3 separate regions of the Mus musculus genome follow, and all the other regions are linked to region 3. A link is a loop called in an ENCODE intact Hi-C map of the cell type or tissue named here. Cell type or tissue: heart. All regions are shown on one strand.

What was found. Hi-C counts contacts between places; a loop is a spot of excess contacts. Peaks named below come from ENCODE experiments on the same cell type or tissue, not always from the same donor. Only the 100,000 strongest peaks of a DNase experiment are listed, where the experiment ranks them.
Region 1: a loop joins it to region 3, with 2.9 times the contacts of the local background. A loop is called at or near these places in 5 of 42 quality-filtered maps.
Region 2: a loop joins it to region 3, with 4 times the contacts of the local background. A loop is called at or near these places in 7 of 42 quality-filtered maps.

The regions. Positions count from the first base shown.
Region 1 is chr8:71,363,022-71,371,021 of GRCm38, forward strand. Use1 (unconventional SNARE in the ER 1 homolog (S. cerevisiae)) reads left to right here and starts at 4,196. Exons shown (of 8, transcript NM_025917.4): 1 at 4,196-4,348; 2 at 4,623-4,672; 3 at 4,749-4,827; 4 at 4,938-5,090; 5 at 5,529-5,541; 6 at 5,829-5,856; 7 at 6,111-6,282; 8 at 6,506-6,711. The coding sequence starts at 4,214. The coding sequence ends at 6,688. In heart, no CTCF peak of the experiment used is centred here; DNase peaks (open chromatin) are centred at 3,860, 4,500, 7,060, 7,941 and 2 weaker places; H3K4me3 peaks cover 3,216 bases; H3K27ac peaks cover 4,220 bases.
Region 2 is chr8:70,894,632-70,902,631 of GRCm38, forward strand. Rpl18a (ribosomal protein L18A) reads right to left here and starts at 2,812. Exons shown (of 5, transcript NM_029751.4): 1 at 2,728-2,812; 2 at 1,502-1,681; 3 at 1,285-1,414; 4 at 969-1,078; 5 at 91-876. The coding sequence starts at 2,745. The coding sequence ends at 784. It overlaps Mir7067 (microRNA 7067), which reads right to left and starts at 939; the gene lies at 877-939. It overlaps Snora68 (small nucleolar RNA, H/ACA box 68), which reads right to left and starts at 1,225; the gene lies at 1,128-1,225. In heart, CTCF peaks have their summits at 2,598 and 3,559 (motif pointing right); DNase peaks (open chromatin) are centred at 1,140, 1,860, 2,880, 3,590 and 2 weaker places; H3K4me3 peaks cover 3,362 bases; H3K27ac peaks cover 2,464 bases; H3K27me3 peaks cover 300 bases.
Region 3 is chr8:71,268,578-71,276,577 of GRCm38, forward strand. Haus8 (4HAUS augmin-like complex, subunit 8) reads right to left here and starts at 4,013. Exons shown (of 11, transcript NM_001163042.1): 1 at 3,707-4,013; 2 at 649-707. The coding sequence starts at 3,735. It overlaps Myo9b (myosin IXb), which reads left to right and starts at 4,137. Exons shown (of 40, transcript NM_001142322.1): 1 at 4,137-4,252. In heart, CTCF peaks have their summits at 3,795 and 4,005; DNase peaks (open chromatin) are centred at 3,994 and 4,704; H3K4me3 peaks cover 3,614 bases; H3K27ac peaks cover 2,887 bases.

The DNA.
Region 1 (8,000 bases), 94 kb after region 3:
CAAGGGCCTTTGCCCACAGTGACACCCTTCTTCCAACAAGGCCACACCTCCAAGTAGTGCCACTCCCTGGGCCAAGTATATTCAAACCACCAGAGGAACCTAACTTGAGGCTACACAGCAAATTCTAGGAGCCAGTTCAGCCAAAAAGGAGACCAGAGATATGTTTGGTGAAGGTGTGGTATATGGTTTTTGGAGAAGGGGGTAACTCTGTGGGCCCATGCTGAGGCATCCCTTCCCCCTGAGGGACCAGCCATATGACAGGGTAGCTAGGCTGTGAGTTCCTCAGCACCCTGTGACCTGTTCATCGGTCTCGCTGAGATCTAACTGGGGTGAAGGATCACCACTATGCCCCTTTAGGACATGCCTTGCCTGGCCTCACCAGCCAAAGAACCCCTCTGGCAGCTGTTGCCTTACCTCCTTCTGGGGATCCACCCACAGGAAAACTCCTAGGGAAGTGTCACCCAGAGATCTCCCTTCTCCAGACCTCCTGAAGGATGTTGCCTTTTTAAATTTGTTTTTTTTTTTTTGAGATTTATTTTCATTTTGTGTTAATGGGTGTTTTAACTGAATGTCTGTGCACCATGTGTGTGCCTGGCGATGGGGACCAGAACAAAAAAGGGCTTTGGCCCTACAGCTATGATTATGGATGGCTGCAAACTGACATGCGGTGCTGAAAATTGAACCTAGGCCCTCTGAGGGATCAGTGAGTGCCTTTAACCTTTGAGTCATTTCTCCAGAACCCTGAGGTTGTGGTGGTTACTGGAAAAACCTGTTTCTAGTTGTAGTACTTTAGTACACACCTTTAATCCCCCTGGCTTGAATGCAGATATCCCCTTAGTACAAGCCTTTAATCCCAAACAATTAAGGTAAAATTAGTTTGGGCTGGAAAGGTGGCTTAGCTGTTAAGAGCACAGGCTGCTCTTCCAGAGGTCCTGAGTTCAATTCCCAGCAATCACATGGTAGCTCACAACCATCTGTAACAGAATCTGATGCCCTCTTCTGGTGTGTCTGAAGACAGCTACAGTGTACTCACAGACATAAATAAATAAATCTCTTTTTTTAAAAAAGACAAAAAAAATTTTTTAAGGATGTGTTTGAATGTTTAATTTAGAGTGACAGGGGCCTGGTGAGATGGCTCAGTGGGTAAGAGCACCCGACTGCTCTTCCGAAGGTCAGGAGTTCAAATCCCAGCAACCACATGGTGGCTCACAACCATCCGATCACGAGATCTGACTCCCTCTTCTGGAGTGTCTGAAGACAGCTACAGTGTACTTACATATAATAAATAAATAAATAAATCTTTAAAAAAAAATTTAGAGTGACAAAGTGATGAATCAGAGAAAGATTTGACAGAATTGGATATGCCACGAGAAAAGAGGAAAGGGAAGCAATGTAGAGAGGAGGCAGCTTTACTGGAACAGACTGAACGGAGAACAGCTAGACACAGGTGAAGACAGAACAAACCAGGGAATGAGAAGGAACCAGAAAGTTAGAACAGATTGCTAGAGTTTGAGGCAAAGCAGAGCAATTCAGGAGAGGCTACAACGGGCCAGTTTGAATCAGTTGGAGCCAGAAAAGGTGAGATAAATCAGCCAGTCAGAGGTCAGAAAGAACTAGAAAGGGTGAGCATATTCTGCAGCAAGTCTCAGAGGCTGAAAACATTCCAGGCCTAGATTAGATTGTACAGAGGCTAGAAGCTTCCAAGGCTAGGCCTAGGTTAGCAGACATGGGCAATAAGCCTCCAAGACAATTCCATAGGTGAATAAAAGTTACATTAACACTCCAGTGCCACCATCAATCACCTTTTGATGTCATCCTTATCCTGAACTGGACAGAACCTCCACAGGGCAGCCTAGAGTCTGCTTAAGCTCTGCCACACAGTTACCTGCCTGACTCGCCATAAAAGGGGCTGCTTTCCCCCCTTCACTTCTCTTGTTCTTGCCTTCTTGCTCCTTCACTGTACTCTTCCCCCTCCCCTCTCTCTACATGTTCATGGCCAGCCTCTATTTCTCTTCTCTCTTCCCCCCTCCCTCCTTCCCTCTTTCTCTTTCTCTCTCTGCCTTTCTCTGCCTCAACTACCCTCCCCATGCATTGAATAAACTATTCTATACCATCGTGTGGATGGTCCCTCAGGGGGAAGGGATGCCTCAGCATGGGCCCATGGAGGTACCCCCTTCCTCCATACCTAACTACACATCCACCAAAACATATCTCCTCTCTTTATCTTTTTATAAACACATCAGTCACTCCACAGAAGTGCTCCTTTGTGGACCCTGAACTCAGTATTCCATAGCACATTTTCTGAAGTGAATGGGACCCCAGGAAACCTGCTATGCTCTGGTCCTTATGAAGGCCAGTCACAAGCAGTGGCAGATAGGCTCAACCACTCAATAGGAGAGAACCCATTCCACAAGTTGTCCTCTAATCCCCAGGTGTGCACTGTGATGTATGACACAAGAGCACATGCACACACAAATAATCAAATTTAAAATGTAAGACATCCCACCCAATGCCAGGTCTTAGGTATGTGTGACTGTTGTTTCTTTATTCCATGTCACTCCATTTCGGTCAATCCCAAAGTAATGCAGGTTGTAGCAGCAGGTGAGCAGAAGAGCAAAAAAATGGTACATACATACAACACAGCATCTTTCCTCTTTAGAAAGGAGACACATTCTGTGGGTGTGGTAGTCAGGATGGCGTGCAGGTACTAGTGTGGCACAGGCCTTTAATCTCAAAAGAGGCCAGTCAGGGCTGTATAGTGAGAGCTAGCTCCGAACAGTGCTTACTGTTCTTTCAGAGGACATAGGGCTTCTATTGCTGGGAAGAGACACCATGACCATGGCAACTTTTATAAAGGAAAAATTGGGGGGCGGGGGGGGCTGGTTCACAGGAGTTTAGTCCATCATTGTCATGTCAGGAAGTATGGTGACACTCAGACAGAGGTAGCTGAGGAGTCCATATCTGAATCAGCAGGCAGCAGGAAAAGGACTGTATTCCAGTAGGCCTAGTTTTTGAGACCTCAAAGCACACCCCACCCCATGGTGTACTTCCTCCAATATGGCCACTGCCTGTGGTTTACTATGGGCTCATTTTGATTCAAACCACAAGCAACAAGGCTCAGTATTCAATTACCAGCATCACATGGCCCTCACAGTCACCATAACTCCAGTGCTCGGGGATCCAGTATCATTTTTGTTTTTTAAGGTTTAAATAGTTTTTTAGAGACAGGGTTTCTCTGTGTAGCCCTGGCTGTCTTGGAACTCTCTCTGTAGACCAAGCTGGCCTCAAACTCAAAGATCCACCTGCCTCTTTCTCCTGAGTGCTAGGATTAAAACCCTACCACCACCCTGCCCAGGTTAAAATGTTATGTTTAATTGTGTGTTGGTGTGTGCATATGAAACGTGAAGAAATCAGAGGTGTCAGATCCCCGGAGTCACAGGCATCTTTTCTAAAAACGTGGACTGAGACGGCTTGTCTAGCATTTCTAATGCTCATAAGTTACATGCGAGTGAAAGAGGTAAACCTAATATTGGTTCACAACCACGGTAAATCCAGCTCCAGGGCATCCTGGCTTGTTTTATAATCCTCATGGCATTCATTCCCTGATCCCTGAATTTCTCATTGGCTAAGTTCTTCGGGAGGTACAATATTCTCCATCCTTCGGGGCCTCGATCATGTAGCCGACTACATGTAACCTAAAATGAAAGAGAGTTGCTGGTAGCTAGGGAAGGGGGGGCCATGGACCATGATTTATTAAAGCTCAGGATGCTGGCAGCCAGGACTGGAAACTAGCAGGTCCGGCCAGATGGAAACGCCCAACTGACACGTCATCAAGCAGGGTCGGGGGAGACCCCAGGTCAAGGTTCCCGCTACAGAGGTAGAAAACACGTGCACTGCGCGCGCAGAGGCGAGGTGAACAAGCGGAATGCAATGACCGGCGAGGGAAGATGAGGAATGGCTTTTCCAGTCCTTTCAACGAATTCTCGCCGGACATAATCGGCTGTTCAGGGCCTACATGGACTACAGAGACTCTGCTTCAAAAAACGAAAAAGGCCAGGTATCAAGACCATCATTTTAAAAAGAGACAGGGACGAAAACGATTTATCTTTGAATAAACTGCGGCTTGAAATAAAACTCTACTTCCGTCCCAAGCGTAGCAGGGCGGACCTCGGAGGGGAAGGACCTCACTCAGGCACTTCCGCCCTTTTCTAAGATGGCGCAGGCGGAAGGAGCCTATCATCGCCCGCTGGCGACGTCGCGGTTGGAGTTGAACCTGGTACGGCTGCTTTGTCGCTGTGAGTCGATGGCGGCAGAAAAACGAGAACCGGACGAGTGGCGACTGGAGAAGGTGAGGGATTCCCACGCCGCCGCAAAGGCCTGCGAACCAACTCCACAGGCCACTGTCTCCGCTCCTTCTGGTCCGCGGCGACACGCCCCTCGTGCGTAACCCCTGACGTCCTAGTTTTCTCCCTACAGCTTCACGCACAGGCCACGCCCTCTCAATTCTAGGTCTTCGCTTATGTCCCCTCCCCTCTCTGACTCCTCTCCGGGTCCCACCCCTCTCCCTGGTTTGCTCCTGCCTTGGGCCACTGGCTTGGCTGACACCATACCTTCCCTCCCAGTATGTGGGTGCCCTGGAAGACATGCTGCAGGCCCTGAAAGTTCAAGCAAGGTGAGTGTGGGGGCACCGAGTCACCACCTCCTACGACGGCACAGCAGCAGACTAACTTTTTCCTGCTGCCTTTCAGTAAACCGGCCTCAGAAGTGATCAGCGAGTACTCCCGCAAAGTGGACTTTCTGAAGGGCATGCTGCAGGCCGAGAAGTTGGTGAGCCTGCCCTCCCATCCCTCAGGCGGGCCTCACTCAGTTCCCCACAGCCCCTAGGACCAGGGCACAGCCCCCCAGTAACTCGTCTTCCCCTTCCTATGTCTCCTCAGACCTCCTCCTCTGAAAAAGCTCTAGCTAACCAGTTCCTGGCTCCTGGCCGCGTGCCCACCACAGCCAAGGAGCGGGTGCCTGCCACCAAGACTGTACATTTGCAGTCTAGGGCACGTTACACCAGTGAGATGCGGAGTGAGCTGTTGGGCATGGTACGATTCCCTCCCTTGTACTTGGGACCAACCTCTGGATAGCAAAAAGAGTAGTCTTCAGAGGGGAAAGACTGGAATAATACCACAAACTCTAGTGGGCCTTAGGCAAGGCTTCCCCAGGAAGGCACTGTGCTCAAGAAGAGGAATTTGGCTGGGTGGTGGTAGTACACGTCTTTAAACCTCAGCACTGAGGAGGCAGAGGCAGGCAGATCTTTGTGAGTTCAAAGCCAGCCTGCTTGCTCTACAGAATAAGTCCAGTAATCAGGGCTACACAGAGAAACTCTGTCTTAAAAAAAATTAGCAAAACAAAGAAGAATGGACCACATCTGGTTAAACCCCAGAGTTGGCCCCACAGCTTTACATGAGTCAGCCCAAAGCAGAGAGAGATTTAGGGAAGATATCAAAGAGCATGGCCTCATTCCTCTCTCCTCCCCACAGGAACCATCTGGAGGTGAGACATGCTGAGCATGACTGTTCCTGCCACCCCACAGCCCTCATGCCTGCCCATCCCCCTTGATTTTTCCCAGCCCAGGAAGAGGTCCCAGGGTCATCTTTGCCTGAGGGGAGGCTGAGAAAGAGGATGGTTCCCAGCACAGTGCTAGGCCATTGAGAGGGATCTGGGACCAGGGAGAGTGGGCAAAAAGCAGTTCACAGGCAGAACAGCATTTTGCTGATCAAGGTCAGAAGTTTGGAAACAAGAAAGCTATCTTCTTTGTTCTTGGCCTCTTTTGCTTCCAGAATGTGAGGTGGACATGAGGAAACGAGCGTGAGTATTTCAGCCACAGCGTGACAGGGAAGGGAAATGAGCGGCTGAAGCTGGGGCCCCTGAGCTGCTATAAGGACCAGCTGCCTGCTGGAAGTCCTTTCTGGGGCTGCTGTTCCCAGAATGTAAAAGAGCAGGGGAAACTGAGTCCCCAGTAGAACTGAGGGTGGTGCCATGGGCCCTGGGATCCTTGGGAAAGGGCCACATGGATGTCTTTACCTATCACTACTGGGGACCTACAAATGTGGCGTCAGCAGTGCGAAGGGGTCCAGACCTGCAGATGAGAGGCAGTCAGCATCCGAGCTAGACCTCGTCCTCCAGAGGCACCAGGGCCTCCAGGAAAAGCTGGCTGAGGAGATGCTAGGCCTGGCCCGCAGCCTCAAGACCAACACACTGGCTGCCCAGAGTGTCATCAAGAAGGACAATCAGGTGTGGTAACACTGCTGCCTCTGTCTGCCTCAGAAAGCTCTGCAAAAAAGGGGCATTGTGACTGGTGTTTTGCTGGTTGAGCAAGAGTTTGTTAAAGCCCAGGGGGAGGGGGTAGCTGAGCATGCTTGGCCGAGGTCACACTATGCACCAGAAGCACAGGCTACTCAGGAAAAGTCATACTTGGGTCTCAGTCTTGTTGACACAGCCCCTTCTTCTCCCACAGACCCTGTCACATTCACTCAAGATGGCAGACCAGAACCTGGAGAAGCTGAAGCTGGAGTCGGAGAGATTGGAGCAGCATGCACAGAAGTCAGTGAACTGGCTGCTGTGGGCCATGCTCATTGTCGTGTGCTTCGTGTTCATCAGCATGATCCTGTTTATCCGAATCATGCCCAGGCTGAAATAAAACAAGAAAGCCTGCACACCAACCCACATGTCTTCAGTGCTAGCAGTGTGTGTGTGTGTGTGTGTGTGTTGCAGGGGGTGCCTGGGCTGCAGGGTGGTGCCAGCCAGGACACCTCTATCCTGAAGTCAGCCTACAGCCCTTCACCTGGCCACTCTGCTCCAAAGGCGTAGGGCAGCCTACAATACACAACAAAACCAAGTCTCAAAAACAGGAAGAAAAGTTAAAACCTGCCTGGGAGAGCAGTGGCCACGCAGATCCCCTCCCTAGGGAGGCAGACTGAGTTTAGGGCCAGCCTGGTATACACAGAAAATTATAGGCCAGACAGGGCCACATAGTGGGACCTTGACTCCATCTTCCAAAAATAGCACAAGAAAGGCTTGTCAGGCGGCTCAGTTGGTAAAGACACTTGCCACAAAGCCTGACAGCCTGAGTTCCACCCCAGAGCATGAGCAAAATAAGCAGTAAGAGTTAGGGACAAAAAAGCCAATCAAAAACTATATTTAGCCAGGCACTGGTGGCGCACGCCTTTAATCCCAGCACTTGGGAGGCAGAGGCAGGTAGATTTCTGAGTTCAAGGCCAGCCTGGTCTACAGCGTGAGTTCCAGGACAGCCAGGGCTATACAGAGAAACCCTGTCTCAAACAAACAAACAAAAAACAACAACAAAAACAAAATTAAAAACTAATAAATATATTTGGGCCGGGAGTAGTGGTGCATGCCTTTAATCCCAGCACTTGAGAGGCAGAGGAAGGCAGATTTCTGAGTTTAAGGTCAGCCTGGTCTACAAAGTGAGGACAGCCAGGGCTACACAGAGAAACCCTGTCTCGAAAAACCAAAAAAAAATATATATACATATATATGTGTGTGTGTGTGTATATAAATATAGATAGATAGGCTGGAAAGATGGCTCAGTGGATAAGAGCACCGACTGTTCTTCCGGAGGTCATCAGTTAAATCCCAGCAACCACATGATGGCTCACAACCATCTGTACAGCTACAATATTCTCATATACATGAAATAAATCTTTAAAAATAAATATATTAACTGTAATGGTAACTTCAGGGAGTCTGACATGCACACACACATAGTTAGCATAATAAACGTCACTTCTTAGGGTCTAGGGAGATGACTCAGTGTAAGAGTGTGACTCAAGTATGCAGATCTAGGTTCCAACCCCTAGTACTCTTGTAAAATGGCAGAGGTGGGGAGCAGGAACCTATCAACCCAGTGCTAGGAGGGAGATACAAGCAGATCTACCTGGAGCCCGCTGGCCAGCCAGAATACCTAAACAGGGACCATCAGGTTTCGGAGA
Region 2 (8,000 bases), 370 kb before region 3:
CAATGCAGTCTGAGGGGTCACCCATTCCTTTGATGTGGGACCAATGGACTTAATGGGAAAAAGAATCATCTATAGACCAGATGCCCTCTTATGGCTTTCACATGTTATCTTCTAAGTGCCATTCACACATTGCTATCCCTGAAAGTACTCTGGGCCATGTGTAGACATGGAAATGTCTACAAGGGGCCAGAGGCAAGTCCCTCAGAGGTAGCAATTGTAGGCAACTGCAGTAGGTTCCTCCCTGTGACAGAACAGTCCCAGGAAGCTTCAGGCCTGTGCCCTTTCAAGATTGGGCACCATGATGATGCCGTGCTGGCTGCACCCAACAAAAGGAACCCCCATGTTTCCTCCATCATTCACCAAAGCGTAACCCTGTCCCCATCTAAAGCTTGCAAGCTCACTGTGGGGCTTGGCTGGCCTCATTTCCACCTAGCTGAAGCTTAGAGCCAGCAGGATAAAAAGCTCAACCAGGTCCCCAGGCTTGGATTATAGTCATGTCTGGAATTCTTAGGCCTGAGACAGCAGCACCCTGGAGTCCAGAAACAGACTGCTACCCCTCAGTGTCACAGGCAGGGCTCAGGCTATGTCCTAGACAAATCGTAGTGGGGCTGAAGCTAATCTAAGGGGATACACACCTATGGAAAGATGCCACTGAGCAAGGCTGACAGGCAGGTGAGCAGGGCTAGCATGTTGTTAGGGACGGGACCAACTGGGACCTCTCCAGGGACATAGAAGCAAACAAGCAAGGACAGTCTCAAGTTTTTATTCAGTGGGTCTCTGTGTCTAGAAGAAGGTGTTGGGCCTCTTGGTGGTGAAGCGTGGCTTGTGCTGGCGCCGCAACACACGGTGGGGCAGTGGGAATTTGATCTTGGAGTCCTGTGGGGAGGGAAGCAATCAGTGTCCAGAGACTGTCCGTGTGCAACCACCCCCTGCAGCCCTGCGTCAGCCCCACACTCGGGGTCACTCACGTGGAACTGCTTGACAGCTGGCCGGCGGCACTTGCCAGCTGCAATCTCTTCCACCTTCATGATCTGGATGGAGTGGGCACGGGCACGGTGTCGGGCACCCATGTCTCGGTCTGTGGAAAGAAAAGAAAATCAGCCCCAGCCACCCAGAATGCCCCCACATTCTGTAGAGCCTACTGATTCACTCTGGGGGGCACTGCACAGCCCCCCAAAGGCGACGAAGCCCCTTTGCTGTGTGCACCACTATTTAAACAGCCGCTACAGGCAGCGACAGTTCTTGGGTTGGGTGCCAGAAATTGGCAGAGGGTTGGAGACTCACAGCACTGTGTGACTGCACCAGCAGTGGTCAGGTCCCTGTACTCCCGATACATGTTGTGTGTGCCACTGCGGGAGTCATAGCGCAGCCAGATGCCAAAGTTCTTCACACGCAGGGGTGACTTCTCAAACACCTGTGGGGAGTAGGGAGGACATGAGGAGTGCTGCCCTGGCTCTGATGGTACCCAGCGACCGGCATCCTGTGGGGCCCCAGACCTCACCTGTCCGCAGTACACAATTTCCCCGGATGACTTCTTCATCTTCTTCAGCTGTGACACAAAGTACCAGAAGCGGGACTTGGCCACCACATGGTTGGGTGCAAAGATTCGCATACGGTACAGTGGTGGTGTGTGGCATTTTGGGGTTGGCAAGCAGCGCCCCACCACCTTGTACTCCCGAAGCTGAAAGACATGTCAGGAGAGAAAGTTGTCTATGTGGGGGAGGGGTGTGGAGGCAGAGCCGGCCTGAGATTCAGTCCTCCCACAGGCAGGGGTGTCCAAAGTGGGCTCATACACTCGAGCCCAGTGTGAGGCAAGTCAGAAGGCTTGTGCTCCGCTACGAAGCTGCCTCAGGGTCTACATGTGGCAGGCTGCTCTGCTCTCCCTGAAACTCCAGGCCAAGATGGCAAAGGTGGCTCACGTCTTTAATCCCAGAGCAGGAAAAAGGCCATTTGTTCTACAGAGAAACTGTCTCTGGATTGGGACTAATTGACGATTCCAGACTAGCTTTTCACCAAGAGTCCGAAGGATTGTGTCCAACACACCGGGGCCAGTATGAGATCCGGCACCCTAGGCTACCGTCAGCCAGCCTTTAGAACTAGCTAAGGATGATTCTAGCGACGCTCTGCTTCGATTTCAAGTGCCGAGATAAGTGGCAGCAGGCTCGGTGTAGCCAGCGCTGGGGACAGGCCGCAAGCTTACCAAATGCTCTCTAAACCTAAGGCGGGCCGCGTGTCCACTCCAGTCTAAATAGACCAGGTTAGCTTTAAACCTCATAAGAGACTAAAACAAGCCAGCCGGGCGTGGTGTCACACGCCTTTAATCCCAGCACTCAGGAGGCAGAGGCAGGCGGATTTCTGAGTTCGAGGCCAGCTTGGTCTACAGAGTGAGTTCCAGGACAGCCAGGGCTACAGAGAAAACCCTGTCTCGAAGGAAAAAAAGACTAAAAGAACCACGGGGCTAGATTTGGCAACGAAAAGGAGTGTAACGCTGATATACACGAAAAGGCGGAGGGCCTTCCGGTGCACCCCGATCTAACCCGCTCCGTCCTCGGCCGCCCAGCACGCGGCGGCCGCCATGTTGGCCGCAAGGAGGCTGTGGGCGAGGAGAGCTGCCCGTAACCGCTGAGGGACCCTCGCGACGAACGCACCACCACCCCGGAGGACACAGCCAACCCGAGCGGCCCTGCCGCCAACGCCGCACCTTTTGCCCCGCCGCGGCCTCCTTACCGTGCCCGAGGCCTTCATGGCACTGCGCACTCGTTCACCGCCAGTCACAAAAGGAAGTGTTGTCTTTCGCGCAGGCTCTCACCATGGTCTCTGACGGAAGTCCCGCCCTCCTGATGCGGTGCTTCCATTGGGTACAGCTAGTAGCGGTCTAAGTTCTTGGCTTTTTTATTGGGTACCGATCAGCTACGTATAAGTCCCGCCTCTCTTCACGGAGACTACAGTTCCCAGAGAGCAGCGCGACGGGCCTTTGCAAGTTTCTCCCGGGACGCCCCATCGTCGTGCGCGAGGGATCCTGGGAGTCTACGCGTAATCGTGGTTCCTAGTTAGATTCCGGATTTTTAGTTCTCTCTGTCTCTCTCTTTTTTCATCTTTTTCTTCCCACTTTCTACATCATCCTTCTGTGTATCTACCCATCTATGACCCATCATCCATCTTTTTTATTTGCTTGCACCACCTTCGTGTCTGGTGCCTCGGAGGCCCGCAGAGGGCGTCAGTTCCTCAGTGCTGGAGTTAAAAGTTGTGAGGTGAATGCTGGGAATCGATCCCTGTATGTGCTCTTAGCTACTGCTGTTCTCTCTCCAGCCCCATCTATCTTTTTCTCTGTCATTAGTTTGGTTTGTTTGTTTGTTTTTTACTGTTTATTGAGATAATGTAGCCCAAACTAGCCTGTAACTCACTGTAATTCTCCTGCCTCTTCCTAGTTCTTGGGATGCTGGAGTGTGCCACCTGCCAGCCCACGTAACTATTTTCTTTATAGAATTGTATCAGAGCTGTGTCACTCTGTCTTAACTTTGTCATTTTCCTGGCCAGGTCCTGTACCTGAAGGCGACAATATCCGCCGTGTGTTTCCGCTAATGGCCACTAGGTGGCGAGCGCGTTTTTTGGCTCAGCCGCAACGCAATGCAATGCTGGGATGTGTGCTTCTAGGTCCCCCATTTCCATTGTGCTCAGGCGCATTCAAGTGTGATCCCTCAGTTTCCCCAGCCGCATTAACACTCCCCGTCCCATAAGATAGTTGTAAGATTTAGAAATTGGGCGTGGTGTTGCATGCCTGAGGTCTTACAAATGGGAGAGTGAGCCAGGAGGCTCAGGAAAGATGGCCTTGGCTACACAGAAAGATCTCATCTTACAGCCTTCCCACCCCAAAATAAACAGCTTAATAACATGTCGGTGTGCAATGGGCAGGCTAGGACACAGTCCACCTCTGCTGGAACACATTGCTCCAACCTGTGTTCTGGAGGCTGCTGAAGTGGGGTAGATACATTCTGTAAGATGCAGGACAGATGCTGGGGTGCAAGCTGTGCCCTGAGAGGGCACAGGGAAAGGAATGGAGAAACAGCTGTGTGAGGAAAAAGTTGGTATCCACAGGCCCAGCCTTAACCTTGGTCTGGGCTTTGATGTAAATTCAGAGTTTACAAGACCCTCAGCTGGGTGAACAGGACAGGTGCTGGCGGTTCAGTTTCACTTCCTGCTTTGCAGATGCCCCCCTTGGCCTCTCCTGAGTGGCGACAGGCTCTAGCCTTAACAGACCTCCTCTCCAAATGGCTCCTCTCCTAGGGGCTATGAAGAATCCCAGCAGGGCCACCTGTTGGTAAGACCTCAGGTTTCTGTCACAACAGCCCTGTCACCACAGGCTAGTGAGTATTCTGGACTTTGAGGTCCACTGACTGGCTTGTCCCCTGTGCCTTTGTTCTTCTGCAGTACACCTGTTAATCTGGGATCTCAGGCCACCTGCTTTTATCCCTCAGTCCCTAGGCAGAGATGTCCCTGCCTTAGTAACTTCAGTCCTGTGCCTTGCAGAACTAGGCAGGATATTGTAACCAGTCCTCAGACCCTAAAATGCCTTCAGACCCTAAACTACCTAGTACCCTGGGTTTCCCTTGTCTGCAACAGGCCTTACACTCTGAGGAGGAACAGACCCAGACATCTGATCCTCAGTACAAAGGACATTTATTTATCCCCCCAGGGACAAGCAGGGGTGGGGGGAGCTGCCTCTGGATTGGGCATAGCAGGTGCTTCTGCAGGAGTGGGTTTTAAGGAGAAAAAGGGAAGTCTGTGCTAGGGTGACTAGGTAAGTCCTGATTAGACAGATCAGCTAGTGTAGACAAATAATGACTTTTGATAGCTGGACCTTGGTGTTTTATTCAGGCATAAGGAAGTAGCCCTTGGTGGCTAGCTTGGGGAATGTAATCTAATGGCTCAGCAAGGGAGAGGGCAAGACCTGCTGGTACCACGTTTACCATGCTTGGGTCCTTCTCTGCGCCAGGACACCTGCCTTTCCCACTCTGCCAAGTCCACAGGGTCTACCCTCAGAGGGCCTCACCCCTCTTTTTGCTTTTTGAGACTAGGCCTCCCTATGTAGCCCAGGTTGGTCAAAGCTTGCTTTTGTTTATTTACTTATTATATGTAAGTACACTGTAGCTGTCTTCAGACACTCCAGAAGAGGGAGTCAGATCTCATTACAGATGGTTGTGAGCCACCATGTGGTTGCTGGAATTTGAACTCAGAACCTTAGGAAGAGCAGTCGGCGCTCTTAACCACTGAGCCATCTCACCAGCCCAAAGCTTTTGTTTTAAAAGTAAAGTTTTATCTTTTTTTTAAAAATATACGGCCATACAAACAAACAAACAATTTCTAAGAAATCTTGGCCCAACTCTTCTGTGACAACATGCTTTTTTTTACTACCCAGACAGGGTTTCATGTAGCCCAGGCTGGCCTTGACTCACTATGTAGTTGTTAATGCCCCTGATTGCTCTTGCCCCTACCTCACCAGTGCTGAGATGATAAGCATCTGCCACAACACCTGTCACAAATGACACTTTTTTTTGTTTGTTTTTCAAGACAGGGTTTCTCTGTATAGCCATGGCTGTCCTGGAACTCACTCTGTAGACCAGGCTGGCCTTGAACTCAGAAATCCGCCTGCCTCTGCCTCCCAAGTGCTGGGATTAAAGGCATGCGCCACCACGCCCAGCACAAATGACACTTTTAATTGATTACTTGATTTTATTATTTTGAGACAAGGTCTCACTCTGTAGGCCAGGCTAGCCTCAAGCTCAGAGTTCTGAGATCTGTCTACCTCGGCTTCCCCAATGCTCCCATTAAGGTGTGTGCCACCATGTGCAGCTTATTCAGGGACTTTAAATAATTTATTTTATTTTATTATGGGTGTTCCCTGCATGTATATATGTGCACCACTTTTGTGCCTGGTGCCCACCATACCCCTCTCCCTTTGCCACTTCCCTCTGTGGGCCTCACAGGGTAATGGAAAGACCTGGAGATGTTAAAAAAAAAAAAACAGGAGAGAAAACCAGTGACAGAGAGACTGAGGTGGGAGAGCTGGTTTGCCATGTTTGTATCTTGCTAGTGACCCTTGGTGGTGATGAACCCTGTTCTCAGGGATGTTCCCTGGCTGTGCTCATAGCACTCCTGGGGTCATGCGGTCATGTCATTCTTGTTTTCTTCATATTTACCATTGAGCAGTTGGATTCCTATTAATTTGGAAGTCCCATGGCTCAGTCCACTATGTCTCAGATGACTCAGACATGGAGTGCTGCTGCTGGCCCTGGGCACTGGGCTGTCCCCAGTCTCTTTGTCACTGGTTTTCTCTCCTGTTTTTTTTTTTTTTTTAAACATCTCCAGGTCTTTCCATTACCCTGTGAGGCCCACAGAGGGAAGTGGCAAAGGGAGAGGGGTATGGTGGGACTTGCTTGTCACCCCAACATTAGGAAGGCTGAGGCCAGAGAGATCAAGAGTTCAAGGTCAGCCTGAGCTACATAAAATGTGATCTCAAAACAAAAAGAGAAACAGAAAAGAAGCTATTCAGCTGGCTCAGCTGGCACAGGCACTTGGCATCAAGCCTGAGGACCTGAATCAGGGCACTAGATCCCACTATTGTGGAAGAGGGGAACTCTTCTTCTTACTTCTTCTTTCTTCTTCTTTTCTTCTTCTTTTTGAGACAGGGTTTCTCTGTATAGCCGTGGCTGTCCTGGAACTCACTCTGTGAGTGAAGCTGGCCTTGAACTCGGAAATCTGCCTGCCTCTGCCTCCCAAGTGCTGGGATTAAAGGCGTGTGCCATCACTGCCTGGAGAGAACTTACTTCTAAAAGTTGTCCTCTGTCGCATGCACAAGAGTGGTTGCATGAGCACACACATGCAGAGCCTATTTTACCGAGTGTGGACCCACACACTTGACATACCAGCCACTCAGGAGACTAAGACAGGAGAAATGCAAAATGAGGCCATCTTTGATAGCAAGACACACCTCGTTCCAGATGTTCTCAGTTCAGATGGAGGTTCTGAAAGGGCCTCCACACAGTTACACATGTCAAAAAATTCCTGAATAGAGGACAGGAGAGATGGCTCAGCCTTGAAGAGCACTGGTTACTTTTCCAGAAGTTCTGAGTTCAGTTTCCAGCAACCACATGGTGTGATTCACAGCTGTCTGTAATGCCATCTGTAGTGGGATCTGATGACCTCTTCTGTCATGCAGGGAAACATTCAGATAGGACACTCACATAAACCATAAATAAATCTTTAAAAAGTTACCTATGCTCATGAATTATCAAACATTAAGATTTCATTAAGAAAACAAAAAACAAACAAACAATCAAACAAAACAAACGAAAGTGAAGTAAAGCTGGGTGGTGGTGGAGCCTTTAGTCTCAGTACTCACTGGGTGGTGGTGAAGCCTGCCTTTAGTCTCAGTACTCAGGAGGCAGAGGCAGGCCAGTCTCCACATAGTGAGTTTCAGGACAGCTATGAACAAGCAGGCGTCCCGCAAAATACCGAAAACAAGCAAACCAACTGAGTATTGTTGACAGTTCCTGTGGGTCATTTGCATGTAACTGCCTCACTTAGTACCAGCTGGATATGAACAGCAGGTGTGAGGGGCTCGGCAATCAACCAGTACAGACGTGATAGTGTAGAAATAAAGAGGAGTTGGGAGGAAGAGGAAAGAGGACCTGGCCTGAGGGAATGCTGTCACAGAAGCCAGCGCTAAAGGTGGGATGGAGCTGTCTGACTGGCTTGTTAGGGAGAAAGGAAAGGCATGGGATTGGTGCCAACTGGAGGGAGCTTGGCCCAGGGCTCCCGCAGGGAACTCCAGGAGCTGCAGGAGGCTGGCGGTAAGTCTATGGTAGCTGTCAGAGCTATGGCAATGGCTCACAAAGCTCAACAGGGCTAAGCTTGGTGCCCCACATCTGCCAGCCCATGGTTGTGAGGTGGAGGTGGGAAGATTCTAAGTTCCAGGGGAGCCTCCTTTATGTCTACCTAAA
Region 3 (8,000 bases):
CCCTTGCAAGAGACCTGGATTTGCTTCCCAGCACCCACACCACCCAGCTCAGCAGGTTTCAGGGAGGAACTGGATATGTAGCCCTGTGCCACCAGCATCGTCCAGGGTGGGGAATGCAGCTTCTGAAGAGGAATGCAGGCCTGGCCTCCAGACCTGCACCTTCGAGGCCTGTCTTGAGAGCCTGACACCATGACAAAAGAGACTCCAACTCTCCAGAGGCCCACTGCAGTCAAATGACACCTCAGTGATGGAAACTACCAGTCCCCAAAGGCATGCCACTGAGCAGAGAAAGCTTCAGACTCGTTTCTGTGCCCTCCCCTGTACCCCCAATAACATGAACCCTTTCATGAACTAGGTGGCAATACATTCATATTCATTCTTTCTCTCCCTCTCCCTCTCTTTCTCTCTCTCTGAAATCAGAGCCAGGAAAAATTTCAGCATGTAGAGTTCTTGTAGCCAAGCTCAATGACCCACTTCAGCGCCTGAGACCACACATGGTAGGACAAAGTGACTCCCATGGTTTGTCCTCTACCTTCTACACACAACCCTCCAATGAGATAAATACACATGGAATAACAAAATTAAGCAGAAATATTAATGAAGACAAAACAGACAGACACTTCCTGAAAGGACCCTGGCAGCCCTCACCTTGCACTCTCCTTCCCTTTGTCTTGGGAACAGCACAAGCACCAGCAGCTGCAGACTTCCTGCAAGAGAGGAGAGAGATGTGCAAAGACCAGAGCTGCCTGCCTCCTGCTGACAGTGGGAGCTGGGTGAGGGCTGCTCCCAGGACAGGCTCCACAGGAAGAATACCACCTTTCTCACACCCTAGTGGGAGTCAGAACAATGGCTACGGGCTTCCCTCACTCCTCAGAAGCCTCTGTGTGACTCAGAGCCTCATAGGACAGAGCGGGACCAGAGCTTACCCCTGTCTTATCAGGCTGATGTGACAACAGCCAGACAGGTATGAGGGCTTAGGGATGGGACAGGAGACTTGACAAGGCCACATGCGGCACAGGGGCTAGGTGGATGATGGAAGGAAAGCAAGAGGGAAAGACCTGGAACATTCTGAATCTGTTCTCTTAGCTCCAATTGTAGGGATGAGGTGGCAGGGTGGGGGCAGGAGACTATGACACGTACTTCTCTGCAAAGGGTCAGCTTTCTAGGCTGCCCAGTCACTATAACCAACAACTATTAAACTTTGCCATTCTAGTACTGAGGCTGACAGAATGGGTGGACCATGTGGCAACAAAACTTTACTGACTTAGCAACATCTGGGATCACACAATGTTCATATGTCACAGAATAGTTATACATTTTTTAAACAAATGGATTTTTTTAAAAAAAGATGTATTTACTACTTTATATATGTGAGTACAATGTCACTGTCTTCAGACACAGCAGAAGAGAACATCAGATCCCATTACAGATGGTTGTGAGCCACCATGTGGTTGCTGGGAATTGAACTTAGAACCTCTGGAAGAGCAGTCAGTGCTGTTAACCTCTGAGCCATCTCTCCAGCCCACAAATGAATTTTTTAAAAGGTTTATTTTATGCATATGAATGAGTCCACTGTACCTGTCTTCAGATGCACCAGTAGAGGCATCAGATCCTATTAGAGATGGTTGTGAACCACCATGTGGTTGCTGGGAATTGAACTCAGGTTCTCTGGAAGAACAGTCAGTGCTCTTAACCGCTGAGCCATCTCTTCAGTCCCCAAATAGTTGTATTTTCAAATCTTTTGTTTTTATTACTTTATTTCATGTAAGTCTGAATGGTGTTTGTATGAGTACAGGTGCTTCTGTGCCACTGTGTGTACCATGGTGCCTGTGTAAAGGTCAGGGACAACCTCAGCGAAGGTTCTCACCTTCTACCTTTCTTAGCCATGGCTCTGTTTGCCCTGCTAGCTCTGCCTCCTACTCCTAGAGACTGTGCTGCTTTAGCCTCCCATCTCCCTGTGGGAAGTGCTGGATTACAGACAGACACTACTGCATCCAGTCTTTATGTGGCTTCTGGGGACCTAAACTCAGGTTGTTGGGATTGTTCAGAGAGCAAATAAATCTCACTTCACAGCCCTGGCTGTGCCAGACAGCTCATAGGTTAAGAGTGTCTGCTGCTCTTACAGAGGACTTGAGTTCAGTCTCCAGCACCCAGGTGAGGTGGCTCACAACCACCTGTAACTCCAGCTCCAGGGGATCCCAACCTCTTCTGGACACACCTGCAAGTCAAAAGCAGGGCTGGGAGCTGGGGGCTTCTCCCTGCTCTGGGGGCAAATCATGGGCCTATGGGAGAACATGGGGCCCTGTAGTTCTACAAAGTGCAGGTGCATCTGTTGTCCCTCATGGTGCCCCAAAGCCTGCCCACCACTCACAGAGGCTTCAGTAACATGGCCTTGTCCTGTCCTGTGCCCACTGTGCATCCCTACTCTCTACCCCCTGCCTTTCAGGGCTGGGAGTCTCAGGTGTAGGAGGCTCCTACCATAGGCCTCTTCTCTTAGCATTTCAGCATTTTACATTTTATGTAGTTTGTAGTGCTCGTGTGCCATGATGTGCACATGGAGGGCAGAGGACAAAATGCGTAGTCAATTGTCTTAGTCAGGGTTTCTATTCCTGCACAAACATCATGACCAAGAAGCAAGTTGGGGAGGAAAGGGTTTATTCAGCTTACTCTTCCACATTGCTGTTCATCACCAAAGGAAGTCAGGACTGGAACTCAAGCAGGTCAGGAAGCAGGAACTGATGCAGAGGCCACGGAGGGATGTTCCTTACTGGCTTGCTTCCCCTGGCTTGCTCAGCCTGCTCTCTTATAGAACCCAAGACTACCATCCCAGAGATGGCACCACCCACAAGGGGACCTCCTCCCTTGACCCTAATTGAGAAAATGCCTTACAGCTGGATCTCATGGAGGCATTTCCCTAACTGAAGCTCCTTTCTCTGTGATAACTCCAGCCTGTGTCAAGTTGACACAAAACTGGCCAGTACATCAGTTATCTACTTTCACCATATGAAACCCATGGATCAAAATAAGATCATGAGGCTTGGTGGCAAGAGCCTTTGTTTCACCCACTTGACCTTCACAGAGTGTCCTTTGCTGTATACAGTCACAATAGCCCGTGACCCTCATCCTTCAGACTCTTAAGCAAACACCCATGGGTGTAGTGAGTCAGGGCTAAAGGGGAGTGCGACAAGCAACCCTAGAGCTCCTGAGGCCTAGGAAAAGGTCTGTGCTGGGACTAAAGTCGTGCTACCATGTAGGGTCACGTTTTTCCTTTAAAAAAAGGAAGGCTAGGTGGTGGTGGCACATGCCTTTGAACCCAGCACTTGGCAGGCAGATTTCTGTGAATTCAAGGCCAGACTGGTCTACAGAGCTCCGGATCAGCTACACACATACACACACACACACACACACACACACACACACACACACACACAAAACAAAAAACAAAAAACACCACTGTCTCCAAGGGGAAAAAGAGAGAATGTCCACCAAAGTCCACGCACAACCCCAATTCTGAACTGCATCTGGGACCCCAGCTCCCCAGCACGCACCGAAGCGGCTCAGAGCCTGGGCTTCTGGTCTGGGAGAGATTCGGGCATTGGCTCATAAGATCCCAGTTCTCCAGCTCCGCTGCCTGTGAGCCCAGGATCTGGTCTTTGGCCAACCCACAGGAGCCCCTAAATTCCGCCCTTCTGAGATCCCAACTCACCCTGCGTCCCGTTCTGAGGAATCCGCCATTCTCCCGCCTTCCACTCAAAGGCAAGCGTCTCAGGGTCCCGCCCGCTAGGAGGCAGGGAGTAGTGCTGGAAGCCGGAGGGTGCTCTCTTCACGCGAGCCGCGGGGCGGGCTCCAAGCTTGCTACAGTTCGTTCAGCCTGGCCAAGAGCGCCGAAAAAGGGCGTGGCTCCAAGGTGTCCCTCAGACGTGTGGGCTTCCGGCACCAACCTGAGCGGGCTAAAATACTGCTGGGGAGGGGCGTGACTATCATAGCGCCCGCCCCTCTCAGCTGTGGAACACTTAGCATCTGGAATGCACCAACCGCAGAGGGCGTTCGCTGCGCGCCTTTAGATGGGGCGGGACCTCGAGTCGCCCCGCCTCTCCGACGAGTTGGCGCCCGCCCACTCAGCGCCTCCGGAACCCGGAAGTGAAATCGCACGGTGCAGCGGCGGGCGAGGCTGGTCGCTTCGGGGCGGGGCGGCCGGGAGCAGCGGGCAGGCTGGCCGGGGACCGGTGGCGCGCAGCGGCCCGAGGTCCAGGTAAGTTCTCGCGGCGGCCGTGAGTGGAGACCCGAGCCGGGGTTGTGCACCGGGTTGCTCCTGAAGTCGTGGGACGTGAGGGCAGGATGCGGCCTGGGGGACGCGTGGACGCTGAGGGGGTTGAGACTGGCGGGCTTACCGCGTCTTTCAGCGGCGGCTGAGGAGAGGACGTGGCTAAGGTGGCATCTGGGGGGATCTCAGGAAACGGGGGAGGCCAGGAAGGCGGAGCCGAGGGGCCGTGCTAGGGAAAGGGACTTCTGCACTCGCGGTCTGAGCCCTAGGGTGTCAGAGAGGCGCCGGGCTCTCAGAGAATGGGAAACGGTCTGTGGCAACCCACTGTTGGGGCTGGAACGTCTAAAAGAGTGGGCCTGGAAAGACACGCAAAAACAGTTCCTCAGAGGGCCGGAGGAGTGGAGAGGAGGAGGAAAGGGAGATGACGGGGTGCAGCCTCTGGAGACTCGCCCCCGCCTTCCCCTCTTGATTCATCTTCTTCCTGACTTCACTCCCGGACAGCTGGGTGATCCGCCAGGGCGAGTCCCAGCGCCCTCTGGGTTCTCTCTCTGCTTTGATAGGCACATCACTTTCTGCTCAAGAAAAGAGTAGCTGGACTCTAGAGGAGGTTGCGGGGTGGGGGTGGGGTTCTGACACCCGAACTGCGTTTCAGAAGAAAGGGAGCCGGTAGGGTGGAAGCCACTCTCTCAAGAGAGTCACATCCTTGGACTTAAACGTTTTTTTGTTTTTTGTTTTTTGTTTTTAAATGACTTACAGGAAATGTATACCTCAGCGGTGGCAGAGATCTCAGCCCCGTGGAGTCACAGCTGCCAACAAACCCTCCCTTCTTTTTCTAGGGACCCTAACTCCCAAGGCTTTATAGGGGAGTCCTTTTGTGCCTCTTTGGCTCATTTTCCAGCACTTTAAGACATCCACCTAGCAGCCCCTCAGGTTGTATCTCCTTACCTTGTTGGGTATTGTCTAGTCTTTGAGACTTCAGTATCTTAAGGTGTCAAGGAATGGCTGGAGGTGGCATGAGCAACTATAAAGTTATTGTCACCGGCCTCTCTGCTCCTACAAGGCCTTGGAGCTGCCTGGTTTTGATTGGCATCACTTTCTCCCCCCCCCCCCTTACCAGTATTCCCTGTCTGCTGTGTGCTTGCTGAAAGGAGGCCAGGTTTAGAGCTCCATTTGGTACAGGAATCTGGATATAAAGGAAGCCTTAGAGACATGACTGCCCCATTCACTTCAAGAATGTTCTGGAAGAAATCTTTCAACTTAGCTTGCCCAAGGGCACACGGTGCAAGTCATGCCCCTTGGAATATCGAAGACTTTTTGGTCCTGAGACCCCAGGAAGGACATGAACTTTCCTATGCATGACACACTTTTTCTCCTGCTTACTTGGAGCTGTGACTCAGTGGAGGTCTCCTGGAAGAAGCAAGCGCCTTGTTTGGGGTCTGGCCTGGGGCAAGACTCTGCCTATTTCTCCTTTGGATTGGCCTGTGTCAGCCTTTTTCCAGAGCTAACCCCACTTATTAACTTTCATGTTTCTGGTACACACCCTTTGGTTTTATGCAGCTCCAACTTTCTGTCTCTTGCCCTGCAAATGCTGGGGACGGAACTTAGAACCTTGTGCTTGCTTACTGGGTAAGTGTTCCACCATAGAGCCACACCTCCAGTCAGGTGTCCAGGATGCTACCTGCATGAAGCACAATGCTCTGGCTTTGACCTCCTACTTGGGTAAAACCCTCTCTCAAGTCTAGCTAGTACCTTGTGGGTCAGGTGGGGACTCAGGACTCCTGGGCTTGACTCCCTTCCTGACAAGAGACCATGAACTTGTGGCTTCCCTTTCCTTATCTCTCTGGTAACATGTGGTGAATGGGTCCAAAATTAACCAAGCAAGAGCTGGTTGTGCCAAGTGGTTGGCTGCCTCCTGAGAGCAGAGCTGAGATCTCCTTGTGCCTCAGAGGAACAGCTATTGTCCCTTTACATGGAAAGAATGGCATTCCCATTAGGCAGACCTTCACAATGACAGGTGACATGAGTTATCACAGGGGCAGAATTGGGAAGACTGAGAGCAAGACTTGGGATGTGGGGGGGTCCACTATGTTTCCTGGGAAGAGTGTCTGGTCTGCAGTCAATCCTGGGAAGCCATGTCAGTGGTGAACCCAGAGTGACAGGAACAGATATCCTGTCACTCTCCTCTTTGGGATACTTGCTGTAGCCTCTGCTTTAGTTTGTTTCAATTTTCTTTTCCATTCAACCACCAGGAAAGAGTCCTTTCTCAAAATGGACTCAGGCAGGTGCTGGGTTTGGAGATAGATCCCTAGACTTTTCTAGAACCAGGAAGCGAGGCTGGGAGGCTAAGTTTATGCTCTAGCTCTTATCACACAAACAGCCCAAATATCCACAGCACCCTAAGAAAGCAAAAAGCCAACAAGTCTGTGTCTGTATTCCCTAACCCTCTAAAATAGCCTTTACCCAAGTTTGGCTGTCAAACTGTCCTGACATCTGGTGTGGGGGGCCATTCTTTGCCCCAGGGCCATCTGTGCACCATGTGATGCTGTAGTGTCCCCAGCTTGCATTGGCAGGAGTGTGTTGACCAATGATGATGATGGGTTGTATGGAGTAGAGTGGGCCACATGGAATGGACCCAAGGTGGTTATAGATGCTGTGCTGCAGTCCCCGCTAGCCTCGGTGCATCTCAGGGTCACCTGCAGGAGTCAGGAGAGGTGGGGACGCCTTGATTGCTAGATCCCGCTGGCCACTGCATGGAAGGAGACCAGGGGAAGAGTAGGGCAGGTGAATCAGCCGAAGCAGCCTGGCAGGCACAGCAGGGCCATTGTTTCTCTTCTCCTTGTATCACCACTGACCTGAGTTTCTGGAGACTCTGTCCCCATCTGGAAGCAAACTGTCACTTTTCTTGCAAGATTAGCTATACCAGACTCCATTCTCAGAGGTTGCCCAATCGACATGCCTTTGAGAAGCTGCATTATCTCCTTCATGGGCCCACGCTCTCAAGATAGCCATCCTTTCACACACGGTGCACGCATTGAGCCTCTTTTGGTCTGTGTGTGTGTGTGTGTGTGTGTGTGTGTGTATGTGTGTGTGTGTGTGTGTGTGTGTGTCCGTGTCCATTTCTATCCCCTCCTGTTCCTTTTCCCCTGTCTCACCAATGATCATGGCATAGCTGCTTCACTTCAGTGGGGAAGGTCATCCACTCTGGGACCCATCTGACTGATGATCTGCTCTCAGGTGTGGGCCTCAGTGTCCCACCTGGTAGGCCTTTGTATCTTTAAGGTCCACAATCTAGCTGTGCCAGGCAGCCCCTGCCCGGCCCACCATTCAGCCAGGCCCAGGCGTGGCCTCCTCACAGAGCAAGACAGGCTCTTCTCTTTTGCCCTCTACGTCTCAGAGAAGCAGAACAAAGGGCCTTGTCTCTGCACTTCTGTCCATTTTGTCTGGGAAAGTTCTCCATGATTTGCCACATTGGAAAAAAATACCGCTGATGAGCTGGGCATCTGCTCATTTCCTACTCAGGACTCCCTGAGAAGTGATTCAGGAGTTCAGCCTGGAGGATTGTTGGATGATGAATAAGCTGGCAGAGTTGACTCATTATGTAGGTCCTGGCTCTGCCATGTGTTGTAATGCACATATACATGTGTGTGTGTGAGAGAGAGGGATGGAGTCAAGCTAGAGCTGACTCTGGCAAGCTTGTATCTATTACAGACTGGATGGACAACCCACAAGACTTTAC